2 separate regions of the Homo sapiens genome follow, and region 2 is linked to region 1. Evidence: chromatin contacts called from ENCODE Hi-C data. All regions are on one chromosome and are shown on one strand. Each heading gives the region's core, a stretch centred on a gene start or an enhancer-like site at or near the end of the contact. The rest is flanking DNA. Distances are from core to core; before and after follow the strand shown.

Region 1 (7,592 bases), core at 1,814-4,313:
GAAGGAAAGGAGTTGTTGTTTTGTAAAGGATTGAGGTTTGGGAGATTAGTCGGACACGATCAGCAGGAAGAGCACGTGTGTTTTTACGAGAATTATGCCGAGATAGGTAACAGATGAGGATGAAATTTGGGCTTGACTGAAGTAATGGGGGCTGTCTGTGAAGCCTTGTGGCAGTACAGCCCAGGTAATTTGCTGAGCCTGATGGGTGTCAGGGTCAGTCCAAGTGAAGCGAAGAGAGGCTGGGATGACGGGTGCAAAGGAATAGTAAAGAAAGCACGTTTGAGATCCAGAACAGAATAATGGATTGTGGAGGGAGGTATTGCGGATAGGAGAGTATATGGGTTTGGCACCATGGGGTGGATAGGCAAAACAATTTGGTTGATAAGGCATAGATCCTGAACTAACTTGTAAGGCTTGTCTGGTTTTAGGACAGGTAAAATGGGGGAATTGTAAGGAGAGTTTATAGGCTTTAAAAGGCCATGCTGTAGCAGGCGAGTGATAACAGGCATTAATCCTTTCAAAGCTTGCTGTGGGATGGGATATTGGCATTGAGTGGGGTAAGGGTGATTAGGTTTTAATGAGATGGTAAGGGGTGCATGATTGGTCGCCAAGGAGGGAGTAGAGGTCTCTTGTGGGTTAAGGTGGGGGAATACAAGAGGAGGACGCAAAGGAGGCTTTGGATTGGGAAGAAGGGCAGCAATGAGATGCAGCTGTAATCCAGGAATAGTCAGGGAAGCAGATAATTTGGTTAAAATATCTCGGCCTAATAAGGGAACTGGGCAGGTGGAGATAACTAAAAAAGAGTGCATAAAAGAGTGTTGTCTAAGTTGGCACCAGAGTTGGGGAGTTTTAAGAGGTTTAGAAGTCTGGCTGTCAATACGCACAGCAGTTATGGAGGCAAGGGAAACAGGCCTTTGAAAAGAAGGTAATGTGGAGTGGGTAGCCTCCGTATTGATTAAGAAGGGGATGGACTTACACTCCACTGTGAGAGTTACTTAAAGCTCGGCATCCGCGATGGTCTACGGGGCTTCCAAGGCAATCAGGCAGCCTCAGTCTTCAGCTGCTAAGCCGAGAAGGAGTCAGTCAGGGAGCCTTGGGCCAGAGTTCCAGGGGCTCTGGGAGTGGCTGCCAGGTGAGTTGAACAGTCCGATTTCCAGTGGGGTCCCGCGCAGATGGGACACGGCTTAGGAGGAATCCTGGGCTGCAGGCATTCCTTGGCCTGGTGTCCAGATTTCTAGCACTTGTAGTAAGCTCCTGGGGGAGGAGGTTCTGGAGGAACGCCTGGCCGCTGCAGTTCAGGCGTTTGGAAGTTCTTGTGTGCTGGAGATGTAGCTGGGGTTTGTCTCACAGTGGAGGTAAGGAATTGCAACTTTTTTTATTATTGTACACCTTGAAGGTGAGGTTAATTAAGTCCTGTTGTGGGGTTTGAGGGCCAGATTCTAATTTTTGGAGTTTTATTTAATGTCGGGAGCAGATTGGGTAATAAAATGTATATTGAGAATAAGATGGCCTTTTGACCTTTTAGGGTCTAGGGCTGTAAAGCTTCTCAGGGTTGCTGCCGAACGAGCCATGAACTCGGCTGGGGTTTTATATTTGATGAAAAAGAGCCTAAACGCTATCTGATTTGGGATAAAGAAAAAGGAGCATTAACCTTGACTATGCCTTTAGCTCCAGCCACCTTTTTAAGAGTAAATTGCTGGGCAGGTGGGGGAGGGCTAGTCACAGAACGAAACTGTAAGTCAGACCGGGTGTGAGGAGGAGAGGCGATAAAAAGATTACAGGGTGGAGGAGCGGAGGCTGAGGAAGAAATGGGACCTAGCTTGGTCTGGCGAGGAGGGGAGAGGTCAGATGGGTCTGTAGAAAAGGAAGATTAGAAAGACTCAGCGACGCTTGGGGTTGGGACTGAGGGGACAGGCGGGAGGGAAAGAAGGAAGATTTGGGACGAGTTGCACTGGGCACAGAGACTAGGAAGGGACTGATGTGTAAAAGAATGCGTGGACGTCAGGCACCTCAGATCATTTGCCCATTTTACGACAAGAATTATTTAGCTCTTGTAGGATGGAAAAATTGAAAGAGCTGTTTTCCGGCTATTTGGAACTACTGTCGAGTTTGTATTGGGGTCAAGCGGCATTGCAGAAGAAAATAAGACACTTTGATTTTAGGTCAGGTGAGAGTTGAAGAGGTTTTAAGTTCTTAAGGATACAGGCTAAGGGAGAAGAAGGAGGAATGGAAGGTGGAAGCTTGCCCATAGTGAAGGAGGCAAGCCTAGAGAAAAGAGTAGAGATACGGAGAAGGGGGTGGGGGTTTCTTGCCCTCCAGAAAAGCAGAGAAAGGGTTGGGGCACGGAAATAAGGGATTGGGGCACAGAGATAAGAGGTCGGGGTGCGGAAATAAGGGATTGGGACACAGAGATAAGAGGTCGGGGTGCGGAAATAAGGGATTGGGGGTTCTTGCCCCCTAGAAAAGCGGGACTTGCCACTAAGGGTGAAGGAGAAGGGGTTGAGGGGTACTTGCCCCTCCCCCAGAGGGCGCTGGAGTTTTGAGTCCACGGAGTTTTGGGTCCACGGAGTTTGGGTCCACGGAGTTTTGGGTCCACGTGTCTCCTTTGTCTCTATCAGAAAATGAAAGGAATTGAAATTAAGAGAAGGGAGAGATTGAAGTGTGGCGCCAAGATTGAAATGTGAATATGTATGTATGTGAATGTGTGTATGTGTGTGCGAATGTGTAAGTGAGTGTGTGAATGTGTGTGAGTGTGAATGTGTGTGAAAATATTTGAATATGTGTGAGTGTGGGAATGTGTGTATGTGAATGTGTGTATGAGTGTGTGTGAATGTGTGAGTGTGTGAATGTGTGTATGTGAATATGCGTGTGTGTGAATGTGTGAATGTGTGTGTGAGTGTGTGGGTGTGTGTGTGTAAGAGTATGTGAATGTGTAAGTGAGTGTGAGTGTGTATGTGACTGTGTGAGTTTGTGTGTGTTGTGCGTTGCTAGTTGAGCTGGAACTGGGGAGGAGCAGAGCAACCCAGGAGGGTTGCGTGGGTGGACCTAGCATCTGGAGCGCTGCGCGGCGATTCAGCCTCCTCAGCTGAGAATCAGAGGTCTGTTTTGGAGGACACCATTGGTCCCCTCCAGTAGTTCTTAGAGGCTGGCAAGGACACAGGCTGGGGCAGGGAGTGAGCCCAGCCTCCGGCTTCACTGCGAGACATGACTGGGGTGAAGGGCAGGACCTGTGTAGTGGAGAATTTGAGTGGCCGCCGTCTATGTTGTACTGCACAGCAGCCTGCGGCGCCACCATCCTGTCCTGTGGCACTAGGGGGAGGCAGACACCAGGTTCCCAGTGCGGAGGCCTGGAGCTTCCTTCCGCGGAGGACCGCAGAGACACATCCAGTAGTGGGCCAGGGAGGCGGGTTGTCCTCTCCAGCCATCAGAGCCACGCCCAAGGAGTCAGGCACAGCGGGGAGGAGGGCTCCCCTCCCTTCCCACAGCTCCCACCCTTCCCACACTGCACTTTCCAGGAGTGCAGACGCGGCAGCTGGCCTCCCAGGACCTGCCCCACCCTGGAGGTCTGCACTGAGCCCCTTCGCCAAATGAGGCAAGACTTCTCCTGAGCCTGGGGTCTCAGGGCAAACTCCTGAGGTCGCCTCTCCTAAATCTGAGGCATTCCCAACGGATCTGGAAGATTCATTCTCTCTGGATGGATTTTTCCTCCTCTCAAGCTTCGCAGTGGAAATGATATGAAGCAGGGGCGGGGCAGTGACGGAGCTGCTAGAGCAGGGTAGACAGGCGTGGGCGTGAGCTTGGCTCGGTCACTGACCACCTGGGCAGCCCTGGGGAAGTCCTTTAGTGTCTCGGAGCCTCAGTTTTCTCATCTGTGAGATGGGGTTTGTGATATCCAACTCATTAAAGAGATTGAACGAGATCATGTGTGTAAATGAGATATGTACGCCACAAAGTGCTGCGAACATGTAAAGTGGGTGAGGGATGAAGCAGTGTTCACCAAGGCTTCTGCTGGGCTGGGTGATTGCGTGTTTTTCAGCCATTTATTATTCAGCAAATTTTTGTTGACTATCAAGTATGTGCCAGACACTGTATTAGTGTTTTTGACAAGCTTAAGTGGATAGTGTTTATGAAACTACAGAACATAAACCTTCTAGTTTATCTTCTAGTTCAGGATTTCCCAAATGCCAGCCCCAAGACCTATGCTAAGCTTCTTACATCCAAATACTGGGAAACAGAAAATACAGATCCCGGATTCTGTAGTCTGGGATCTCTCTCTCCTTCACCTCACCTGTGCCTGTGTGCATGTGTAGTTGTGTGGTTTCGGAGCCACTGAGACCCAGAGATGGCAAATGCTCTCAGGGGATAGCATGTCGCATGCCAGGGGCTTCGGGCATGCGCCTATTATCTTTTCCAGAGGGGCAGGGACAGCCCAGCCATGGTCTCAGGACTCCTCCTAAAGGTTTGACCCATAGGAATGTGTCGGCAGATTGCCCAGAATATAGAGTCCGAAGGCCTTCTAATTCTATATTTTGTCACTTAATGGCTCTGTCATTTAGTGCCTGCATAATTTTTAGCAAGTCACTCTCTTTCTGAAGCCTCAATTTCCTCATCTGTAACATGCGGATATTGATGTCTGTCTTGCTGTGGTATCTTCATGTGAGCATACTTTGAAAACTGCAGGCCGGGCGCGGTAGCTCACGCCTGTAATCGCACCACTTTGGGAAGCCTAGGCGGGCGGATCACGAGGTCAGGAGTTCAGGACCAGCCTGGCCTACAAAGTGAAACCCCATCTCTACTAAAAATGCAAAAATTAGCTGGGTGTGGTGGCATGCACCTGTAGTCCCAGCTACTCGGGAGGCTGAGGTGGGAGAATCATTTGAACCCAGGAGGTGGAGGTTGCAGTGAGCCGAGACCACGCCTTTGCACTCTAGCCTGGGTGAAAACTGCAAAGCTCCAATTTTTAACTCCGACGAAAGCCAGAACCAGACTGAGTTTTCAAAGGAGAAACCCTTCAGGCTGAATTTTCTTCCACTTCTTCCAAGTCCAGCTGTATCTAATATTGAAAGATAATCTCCATGGAGGAGCCCCCATCCCGCCCAAAGGTTTCTCATACTCAGTCTTTGGGCGACACCTGCTGGCCATGGCAGGTACTGTGACCTTCTCTAGCTAAACAACTCTGCGGAGAAAACTTGCCCATCTCCTTAGACATTCACAGCCACGCTGCAGGGTCGGTGTTCTGTTCCCACTTCCACAGACCAAAAAGGTGAGACTTGGTCCTCCCAGCTCATGAGAAGTGCGGTGAATCTCTGACTCCAGGTTCTTGGCTCCATCTCATCCCTTCTTGCTCTTAGGCTGGGCGGAGTGGGGAGTCATTTCCTCCCAGGCAGAGGAGATCTCCCACCCCCCAAATCATTCTGAAGTAGGTACTGGGATTTGGGGCAAGGCCAGGGTTGGAGCCTAGGACAGGCCTGGTCAAGAAAGACTCATCCTTGTGTCAACAACCCCACCAGGCAGACCACCACATCCAGTTCCCCATCTGCAGAGCAACTAGACTGATGGCAGGGGCTTCAGCGATAAAAATTCACTCTGAGGAGGCAGAGAGATGCCATTTGGTCAGGCTGTGTGGTGAGGAGCTGGGGACAGGCTACCCGCTGAGCCTGTTGCCTCTGTGCCCACTGTGTGGGGAAGTGGCTAGCCTGAAATCTGGCGTGTGGCTTGGGGGAAGCGGGTGCCCCGGCCAAGGAACTTCTCAGTCAGGAGGCAAAAAGTATTGTGATTGAGAAAGAGGATTTGGCCTCATCCTTGAGAGATGCACACAAAATGATCAATGGATGAAATTATGTAACACAAGAAATTTGCTTCAGAAAAATTCATGGTGATGGGAGGGGAGCATAGATGAAACAAAAAACTGGCCATGAGTCAACTCTTGTAGCATCTGGGAAATGAGTGCATAATAATTCGTTATACTGTTCTCCCCACTTTTGTATATTCTTGAAATTTTCCATGTTCAAACTTTAAAAAATGTAACAGCAGTAACACTACCACCACCACCAAAGTCAATACATAGAATGATGAGTTTGAAATTAGACTGCCTTGAGCATCTGACGCTGCGTGAATTGGACAACTTAGTTAATTTCTCTATGTCTCAGTTTCACTGTCTGTAAAATGGGGATGATAATAATCATACCAGTCTTATAGGGTTGTTTGGAGATTATGCATCTGGAGTAATTAGCATAGTGCTGGGCCCACAGCAAGTGCTCAATTATAATCATTGTTATTAGTAGGAGTCCAGGACTCTGATTATGATTTGCCAAAAGAAGAAGCTACTTTGGCTGATGCAGACAAACAATTAGCCCGCCAGTTCAGCTCAGAGTTTGGACCGATGAGTCTTTGAGGACACAGCTCTGAACTGCCATGTGCCAGATGTGTGGGTGTCTCAGATGGGTAGACACACCATAGAGTCAGGCTTTCCTGAGCCCCTGCAGGGAGGCCTTTTCCCTGCCTCTCTGCATATCCTTCCCATTGCTCAAGCCCAACTCACATCCTACCTTGGTTTTTACTGACCACTCCTTTCTCTGAGCTTAAGCAGCTCTCTTCACAGACTTATCGAACCCCTTGCCCTAGGTGAGACTGTAAAGATCATCCAACCCAGCCACATCATCATAGCTTCATTCGACAAACAGTCATCAAAGACCTGCCTTGGGTACTGAGGATGGAGTGGTGAACAAGGTGGGCAAGAGTCTGAAGGCAACAGGGCCTAGGAGGGAGGTAAACACCACTTAGCTGAGCGCAGGCCAGGCGGTCAGGAGCCCTGGACCTAAGCCCTGACTCTGCCATGTGACCTGGGACGCCCTTCACCTGCCAGCCACTGTTTCCTAGGCACTTGCAGGAGATGCTCCCCAGGTCCCTTCACACTCTGACCTGCTGACTCTGAGCATGTAGGCTTCCCTGTGTTGCTCTTTAAACATCTTCTACTCCACTGGAATGCAAGCTTCCTGAGGGCAGGGACTCTGTGCTAGACTTTCCAGGGATCGGGGAACTCCTTGCACAGGGGCTGGGCACAGAGTTGCCAAAAGAATGAGTAAACCAACAAAATGTACTTCCTTTAGGCCAGGTGTGGACCAGAAACAGTGAAAGAACAGAGTTTTTAACCAGGAGAAGTGGGAAATGGATCCCCCAAAACCTCATACTGTAGCACTTGGAGATTGACAATGCCCACCAGCGTGTTAAAGCCTGCAGTAAAAAACAAAAACAAAAACAACTCCCACAAAAACCTATTTACCTTTGATTATTCCACTGTTTTCCAAACCTATTTGACCATAGATCAGTTTTTGCACCTTACCTATTACCTTCTCATGAAACACTTGTGAAATGCTATGTTAGATCTTTTTCTGTTTTCTGCTGGATTTATCAAAAATAAGGTCAAGTTTGGTAAAGATGCTGGGTTTCAATGTCATTGTGGCCTGAAATGGGAACCTTATTGCTGCATTCTTAGCTGAGCTCTGCCACCCTCACTGGGGCTGGGCTAGGACCTTAGATGACATTCTGAGTCACCCATTGTGTAAGTAAGTGCCATTTGACCCAGGCAACAC
Region 2 (7,592 bases), core at 1,579-4,078, 300 kb before region 1:
ATGCTCTTTAATTTTTTTAAAGTTTCCAGACATAATGAGGACGTGGCTATGACTCTAGACCCTGGAACAACTTCCTGGAAACAAGCAAAAAGAGAGTGAGTTCTTGGAAGTTGAGGCAGGTGGGAAGAGCTTTTGTAGCTTGAACGATATGGGGGTGGGGTGAGGACTCTGGGTATCTGCTGGTGTCCCACCAGGAAGAGGCCATGCTTGGTGACCAGCACCCTCTGCTCAGACACCCAAAAGCCTAACAAAGGGCATCATGGCCATTGTCTCATTGGGGCCACCACAACCTGGAAAACGTCTCTAGTGGGAGAGTGAAGAGAAGGACGGTGCCAGGAGACAGGACCCCAAGCTCTCTGGTCCCTGACTGGCCTTGGTCCCCAGAGACCTCCTTACAGCTGGGGTCTTACCTGAAGCAGTGGGCTGCCGTGAGGACCCAGTGGGGGTCCAGGATGCTCCCTCCACAGACGTGCTGTTTGTCGTACTGGATGCTGACCTGCCAAGGCCAAGAATCCACAGAGGCCTCCTCCACACCCACCACACGGGGGGTCTTCAGGCTCTTCCCACAGGCTGGACACAGGCAGAGGCAGGGAGGAGGCAGGAAGTCAGGCTGTTGGGGATGAGGCTGCCTCCACTCAGCACCCAAAATCTGCTCTAAGCAGGGCCCTTATGGCTGGGGCCAGAGTGGAGAGAGGACCAGCCCAATATGAGATATTCATGGGAGGTATTGAGTGTCCCAGACCATAGGCTTTCCTCAAACCTCCCTCTCCTTTTTCTTTCTTTCTTTCTTTTTTTTTTATTTTGGTTTAAGATGTGTTTAGGAGTTCAGACTATGAACATGGGTGTGTCCGTTGTGCTGGGAATCTGTGACCTTCACAAGTGATGCAGAATTACGAAAGCCCTGCCCAGGTGGCGTGTCCCCAGCCACTCCCACTGAGTAACAGTAAACAGACACCCACAAGCTATTTTGTGACTCGGAAGTGGACTGTCTCATCCAAAACTCCCCCTTCTCCAAGTCTGTTTCCCCGGCCAGGGGAGTCTCTCAATCTGACATCCTGTCTTCCTACTGACTGACCTGGCTTTCACACCCTCACCACCCCCGGAACTCCTGTAAAGCCCTCAGGTCCCCCCTCTCCACCCATGCTCTGCCTTTCCAATTCTTCTGGCAGCCACCACCACGGTTGTGGAGCCATGCACAGATGGTAGAAGGGCCATTCTAAGGGGAAGGGCTGGGCTTTTCAAATACCACCTGATTTCAAACACTGCTTTCTTCATGCCACCTTGCCCGCTCCTGCAAAGCCCTTCGGGATCTCCCTTGAGGGCAAAGTAGAGTTTCCACTCCTCCTAGCAGCCTCCTGCTGTTTCATATAAAGTCTCTGTCTAGCCAAATTGATCTGCTTGTAGTTCTCTAAAAAGTAATTCTGTTTTTGATCCAAAAAGATGCCCTTCCCACTGGTTCGTGGCCTGTTAGGAACCTGGCTGTACATTAGGAAGTGAGTGGCAGGGACAAGCGAGCATGACCACCTGAGCTTCACCTCCTGTCAGATCAGAGGTGGCGTTAGATTCTTGTAGGAGCACAACCTTATTGTGAACTGCACATGTGAGGGATCTATGCTGTACGTTCCTTATGAGACTTTAGGCTGGGTGAGGCAGCTCATGCCTGTAATCCCAGCACTTTGGGAGGCTCAGGCGGGCAGATCACCTGAGGTCAGGAGTTCGAGACTAGCCTGGCCAACATGGTGAAACGCCGTCTCTACTAAAAATACAAAAATTAGCCGGGCATGGTGGCACATGCCTATAGTCCCAGCTGGGCTGGTGACGGGTGCCTGTAATCCCAGCTATTTAGGGGGCTGAGGCAGGAGAATCGCTTGAATCCAGGAGGCGGAGGTTGCAGTGAGCCGAGATCGCAACACTTTACTCCAGGCTGAGTGACAAGAGCCAGACTTGGTCTCAAAAAAAAAAAAAAGAGAGAATCTAATGCTCTCTATCCCCCTCTTGGTTTGCGGAAAAATTGTCTTCCATGCAACCAGTCTCTTGTGCCAAAAAGGTTGGGGACCACTGAACTCTAAATCATTCATTAATCTAACCAACTTGTGTCAAGTGCTCTCTGTCCTGGGGCAGTGCTGGGTGCTGGGAGAGAGTGGTGGGCAAGACAGACAGACATGGGCTTTTCCTCCTTGAGCCTACAGATGCATTTTTCAGTGTTTAGCCTGGGCCCCCAGTCCCTGGGAATCTCCCTTTCTCTGGAATTCCCACAGGCTGTCCTGGGTATTGGCCACCCTTTCAGTGTTGTTGAGCTTAGGTCTTGGCTTATTGGTAAAACAGAGGCCCCTCAAGGGAGGACCTGTCACTTATGCTGCTTCAAGCCTTCAGGGCTACTCAGTGCAGAACCTCAGATGGTGTGACCATTCATTCATTCATTCATTGACCAGCCACCACGTGTCAGATCCCACGCACTAGGTATTGTGGGGCCGGGGTAGGGGGCATACGATAATGAATGAAACTCTCAACATCCTGCAGGAAAGCATATACACTCCTAAATTGCAGAGGCAGCGTTGTGACCTTCTTCCCTTAGGCGTTCTAATTTCTGGCTATGCTTCCAGGCCAGTCTCAGTTCTCTATGAAGCTTGTAGGATGAGCTGAGCCACATTGCTTGTTTTCTTTTCTGATCTCCTCTGTTAGAGCTAGAAGGGTCCCTAAAGATCCTTGATGGGCAGTTGGACTAAACAACTTCTTGGGAAAATGAACTTCAGGGAGGTCAGGTGAATGACTCGAGGCCACACTGGAAATGAACAGGACTGGTGCCCAGGTCTTCTGACCCCCGGCCAGCTCTCTCTGCAGCATGTCAACTGTGACTGCTACTCAGTTTGGCATTTTCCACATGTTGTCTTGCATCTCTCTCTTACTTAGTCATCAGCTACCAAGGATAGTGGCCAATTATTTCACTCATCTGGTACTTTCTACTTCTAGCCAGCAACTGACAGAGTGAGACATATTCTAACTGTTCAATGAATAGTTGCTCAAATAATGAATGTGGGTAATCTGATCTTGGATACCTGAGCTGATTGTGACAAAGAAGGCTATGTGGGCCCGGACCAGGGATGGGAGGCAGTGGAGGCCCCGTCCTGCCCTTTTCGGTCTTCCTAACACTCTCTCCCAGGTCTCCACTTAGGTCATGGAGCCATGCACAGATGGTAGAAGGGGGAAACTGGGGCTTGGAAAGACCCAGAAAAAGAATGTGACCTGCCCAAGGCCACCAACAACTCGAGGGGGCATTGACCGACAAGCCCAAGGGCTGTAGACCAAGGCAGAATGAAACTTGGAGTCCCAGAAATTTAGGAGTGAAGATGAAGGTCTTCCTCCCTGCTCATTGCTGGCCCAGGCCCCAAACCCTCAGAGATTGGGGGTACTCACCAAGACAGTGCAGGGAGACCAGGGAGCCTGAGAGACAGGGCCTGGAAGACAGACACAGCGCCCTGTGATTTAAGCTTCTTCCTCAGCTGGGAGGCAGGGACTCAGGCCTCCCGAAGCTGTTAATTCAAGTCCCCTCCCAATACCTCGGGAATGTGGAAGCTGCACAGTGGGGAACATTTGGAGACTGCATTGACATCCATTGCATTTCCTGCATTGACACTTCCGTTTGATTGGATTCAACACCCCCACTGCTGAGTACCTACTGTGTGCTGGGCCCTGCCTGCTTCAAAGCCCAGCCTGGGCTCCTGGGACCCAAGAGGGAAGAGGACAGAGCCCGGAACAGAGTCTGTGACACTGTGGGCTTTCCAAATGGAAGAATGGGATTTTGATAGAATTTTAGGTAAAGGATCATTCTGCTACCAGCCCTGTCCTTTTCAAGATTTATTTTCGGTGAATAAGCGGCCCTCAGCAACGTCCCTGAATGCTAGGAAGCCAGCCTCCTCTCTGAGCCACTTTGCCACAGTGTGACAGATTTCATCTGGATGCTCTGCTCTAACACAGGGTGGCGAGGCTCAGGAACAGGCCACCCACAAGGGCCATGGAGCCTCTTCCCTGGAGCATCAAGAAGGTGGGGAGCTCTGGCTGGGTAAGTGGTAGGGAAGGACAAAGTGACTTTGGAATCTTGCCTATTGGGCAATTTATTAGAAAACCTACAGCAGTAGCAAAAACTATTTACTATCCAGATTGATGGAAAGGTCACATTATCCATCCCTCTGGCTCTGAGTAGGACAACACACTTTGTCCAGCTGTCCATTGTATTAAAAACAAGTCAACACAGAAAACCTCTCCAAAATGTGAGTCTATAGCTCTTGGCATTGAATGATCCATCTGGCTAGGAGTTCTTCCTGATGTCTGCTTACATTCCCCTGGCTGCTTGGGGTTCCAGGTGAGCTGGTTGCAACCTGAAGAGCAGCGTCCATGTGGGGGCCTTCTGTAGGCCAGAAGGTGTCCCCTCACTTACCCACTTGAGTTCCGCATGCGAAGCTCCTGGCTGTTTTCTGTGATTTCAACAACATCCAGATCCTGGTCTGGGCCAATCTCCACAGCTCTGAAAGTGGGTTTGCTGCTCACATCAAGAGGGAGAGAGAGTTGTGAGCTGGGGCAGGGGGTTAGAACAAGATGGTAGAGTTGGCCCCCACTTTCAGGAGAAAGAGTGGCAGAGAATGCTTGGTGGGGAGTGGCCAGGGAGTGGAGATGGTCTTAGTCAGTGAAGATGGGGCCTGCTTTGCTATACAATAAAGAACCGACCCTTGGCATCCCAGGACTCAACCCTCAGTGCATTGCTGATGTAACTTGCTTTCTTGGGTGGGGAATCCAAATCCAGAACCCAGAGCCCTGGAGAAATGTTAGGGGTCTCCTTTCCATATTCCCAGCTCTGTCCCTATTTCAAATATCCCAGCAATGTCTTCTGGTTCACAGCAGGGAAACAAAGAGGCATAGGGGCTCAGGTTAGCTCCCTTCTCACCTGGGAGGGAGTTGGAATGTGGATATTTCGTTCTCCAAACAAAGCATCTGGTCTGACTTTGATAGCGGGGGTATGTTTTTGGCCCCCTTAGAGATATTTAATAGAACAGGACTAGATCTGTCTTCATATGAATCCAGACAAACGTTTCTCTCAACTGGACCACTCTCCCTCTTTCTCCCTGCTAATCCATGCTTGCTACTTTCAAACCTTGGGTTGAAGTTTTTCCTCCTCCAGGAAGCCTTCCTTGATTAATTCCATCTCTCTGATTGTTCCTTTACTGAATCTGCCTCTTCTAAATCTTTTCCTTCCATCCCTAACTATGCTAGTAATGTTAGTAGAAGCTCTCCATGGAGGGCTGAGTCATTGGCAATACTGGTGGATTGGCACATTCTCAGGCAGGAATGCTGGCACTTCCTGGAAGGACCCAAGTCTCAGACCTGGGAGGACTAGAGTGCATTTTAAGAGTCCTCATGATCTAGGTTCTGTCCCTGGCTCTGGCACTAGTTTGATGTGTGGCCTTGGGCAGGTCATATTCTTTTTCTGGGTCTCTCCAAGCCTCAGTTTCCCCCTCTATAAAAAGATGCACGGGGCTGGGTGCAGTGGCTCACGCCTGTAATCCCAGCACTTTGGGAGGCCGAGGTGGGTGGATCACCTGAGGTCAGGAGTTCAAGACCAGCCTGGCCAACATGGTGAAACTCGGTCTCTACAAAAATATAAAAATTAGCTGGGCATGATGGTGCGTGCCTGTAATCCCAGCTACTTGGGAGGCTGAGGCGAAAGAATCACTTGAACCTGGGAGGTGGAGGTTGCAGTAAGCAGAGATGGTGCCATTGCACTCCAGCCTGGGTGACAGAGTGAGACTCTGTCAAAAAAAAAAAAAAAAGATGCGTGGACTAGATGATCCCTAGGGTCTCCCACATCTTGAAATGCCTATGGTTCTAGGACAAGAAGGGCCTCCGATCTAGAGAGAGGAAAGAAAGTAGAGAAGTCTGAGACCTAGAAGGACGGAATATGGTGGAAATGGACATTCCCAGGAAAGTTAACTTCTGTTCACCAATTCCATCCCAATGAATGATTCTGATGAACTTTGATTTTGTGAAGCACAAGACTCAGGTGGTTTGGTGCCTTACTGAGCTCCAAAAGGACAGAAATTCCAGGAGCCTATCATCTTAAGAACCCCTGGAGACACCCAGGTTTCATAATCAAGGCTCAGCCTGCTGTGCCAGGAACGGCTGATGCAGCAGTTGACTGGACTACAGTGGGGAGGCAGGGCTGGCTGCAGCGAGGCTGGGCTCCGTGGCTGCAGGAAGAGGGGAGAATAGCAGGTGCTGGGCATGAGTTCCTCACTCTCCTTGAAATGAAGGTGGTGGGGTGTGCTTTCTAGAGGGTAATGGAAGTTGCCCCCTATGGAAAGTAGAGAGCAGCAGAAGCCCGTTGAGCAGAGAAGAGAAAGGCAAATAATTCTGATTGATTTGTAATGGCTGCCTGGAGCATTTACTGAAAAGGACTTTGAGGCTGTATTAGGGATCCATGGGAGAGAGTTCTGTGATTGGTTGGTGATGTCTGCCTAGTAGAGTTTTTGTTTGTTTGTTTGTTTGGCCTAGTCTCTGGGTCCAGTCTGTTAGAATCCTGAAGAAATCTGAGGCCTGCCAGAGATAGGCTATCTCAATCTGCAACTGAATGTATGGGTTCTTTTCCATCCTCTCCAGCTAAACTCTCTGAGTGATCAACCATCTCATTAGCCCCTTCCCTTAGAGATGATGTCCTACATGAGAATAAAGAATTACTCAGTCTAGAAACAGAAACAATGTGGGAACTCCTAATGCGCAAGAATTAGGGGTCTTGGGCTCAAATTCTAGCCCTCTACCTCCCAGCTAGTACCCTAGCAAGTTACTTACTTTGTTTGAGCCTATTTATGAAATAGATATAATATATATCTATATATAAGATATAATAACTATCTTTTTGGTTTTCTGCCAAAATCAAGTGAATATAAATATATAGAATGCAAATTACTCTTACTATCATCTTACACCTTTTCATCCACTCCAGATTTGGAACTGCTTTTGAAATTTGCAGAGAGAGCTGGGATTGCTGAAGATGGGGCCCCACTGAAACTAGGCTCACTTAAGCTAAATCTTAACTAACGAAACTTTGAATAAGTTAACTTAGCTTTTGTATTACTGGGCAGGAACAGTTTCTTGCAAAGCCAGCACAAAGGAGTGAAGGTTGAGGAGTAAAGGAAAGGAGAGGACTGCATAGACGCTAGAAGTGTGTGTGTGTGTGTTGGAGGGCAGCACACATTCTCTCACTGGCATTGCAAAACTATCCTATGAGGTTGGCATTAGTTCCCCCAATTAACTCCTGAGGAACCTGAGGCTTAGGAAATTTAACTTCATGTTGCTTATAAGTGAAATGCTGGGATTCAAAAGCCATTCTGCCTGGCTCCAATGCCCGTAATTTTTAGGAAAGAGAGAAGAAGGGAGGAAGGAAAGGAGGAAGAGGAGGAAGGAGGAAGGAGGGAAAAAGGAGAGAGGCCCAGGTTGGTTACCTGCTGTAGCCCATCTGCCTACAGGCTGTCTCAGCGAGAGCTTCTGTGAAGTTGTCGAAACAGGCAGAGAACCAGTTCCCTGTGGCCGAGTCCAGCACCTGC

The links. Hi-C counts contacts between places; a loop is a spot of excess contacts on that map. Pooled maps may share reads with other maps.
Region 2: a loop to region 1 is called in a map with no recorded cell type, with 2.4 times the contacts of the local background. The contact joins two enhancer-like sites. A Hi-C loop is called at or near these places in 5 of 37 single-sample maps with no recorded cell type and 3 of 50 pooled maps.

What each region holds. Positions count from the first base shown.
Region 1 is chr11:117,805,207-117,812,798 of GRCh38, reverse strand. It overlaps a transcript of DSCAML1 not described here. Among named protein-coding and RNA genes, the nearest start is that of DSCAML1, 12 kb to the right of the region's middle. RefSeq lists enhancers at 3,224-3,273, 3,324-3,393. Within about 2 kb of position 3,063, at least 9 of the 41 ENCODE cell types and tissues checked have a DNase peak (open chromatin) inside an H3K27ac peak, as active enhancers do.
Region 2 is chr11:118,104,719-118,112,310 of GRCh38, reverse strand. It overlaps TMPRSS4 (transmembrane serine protease 4), which reads right to left. Exons shown (of 13, transcript NM_019894.4): 5 at 7,491-7,592; 6 at 4,436-4,537; 7 at 3,415-3,455; 8 at 411-570. Among named protein-coding and RNA genes, the nearest start is that of SMIM35, 22 kb to the right of the region's middle. Within about 2 kb of position 2,828, at least 2 of the 41 ENCODE cell types and tissues checked have a DNase peak (open chromatin) inside an H3K27ac peak, as active enhancers do.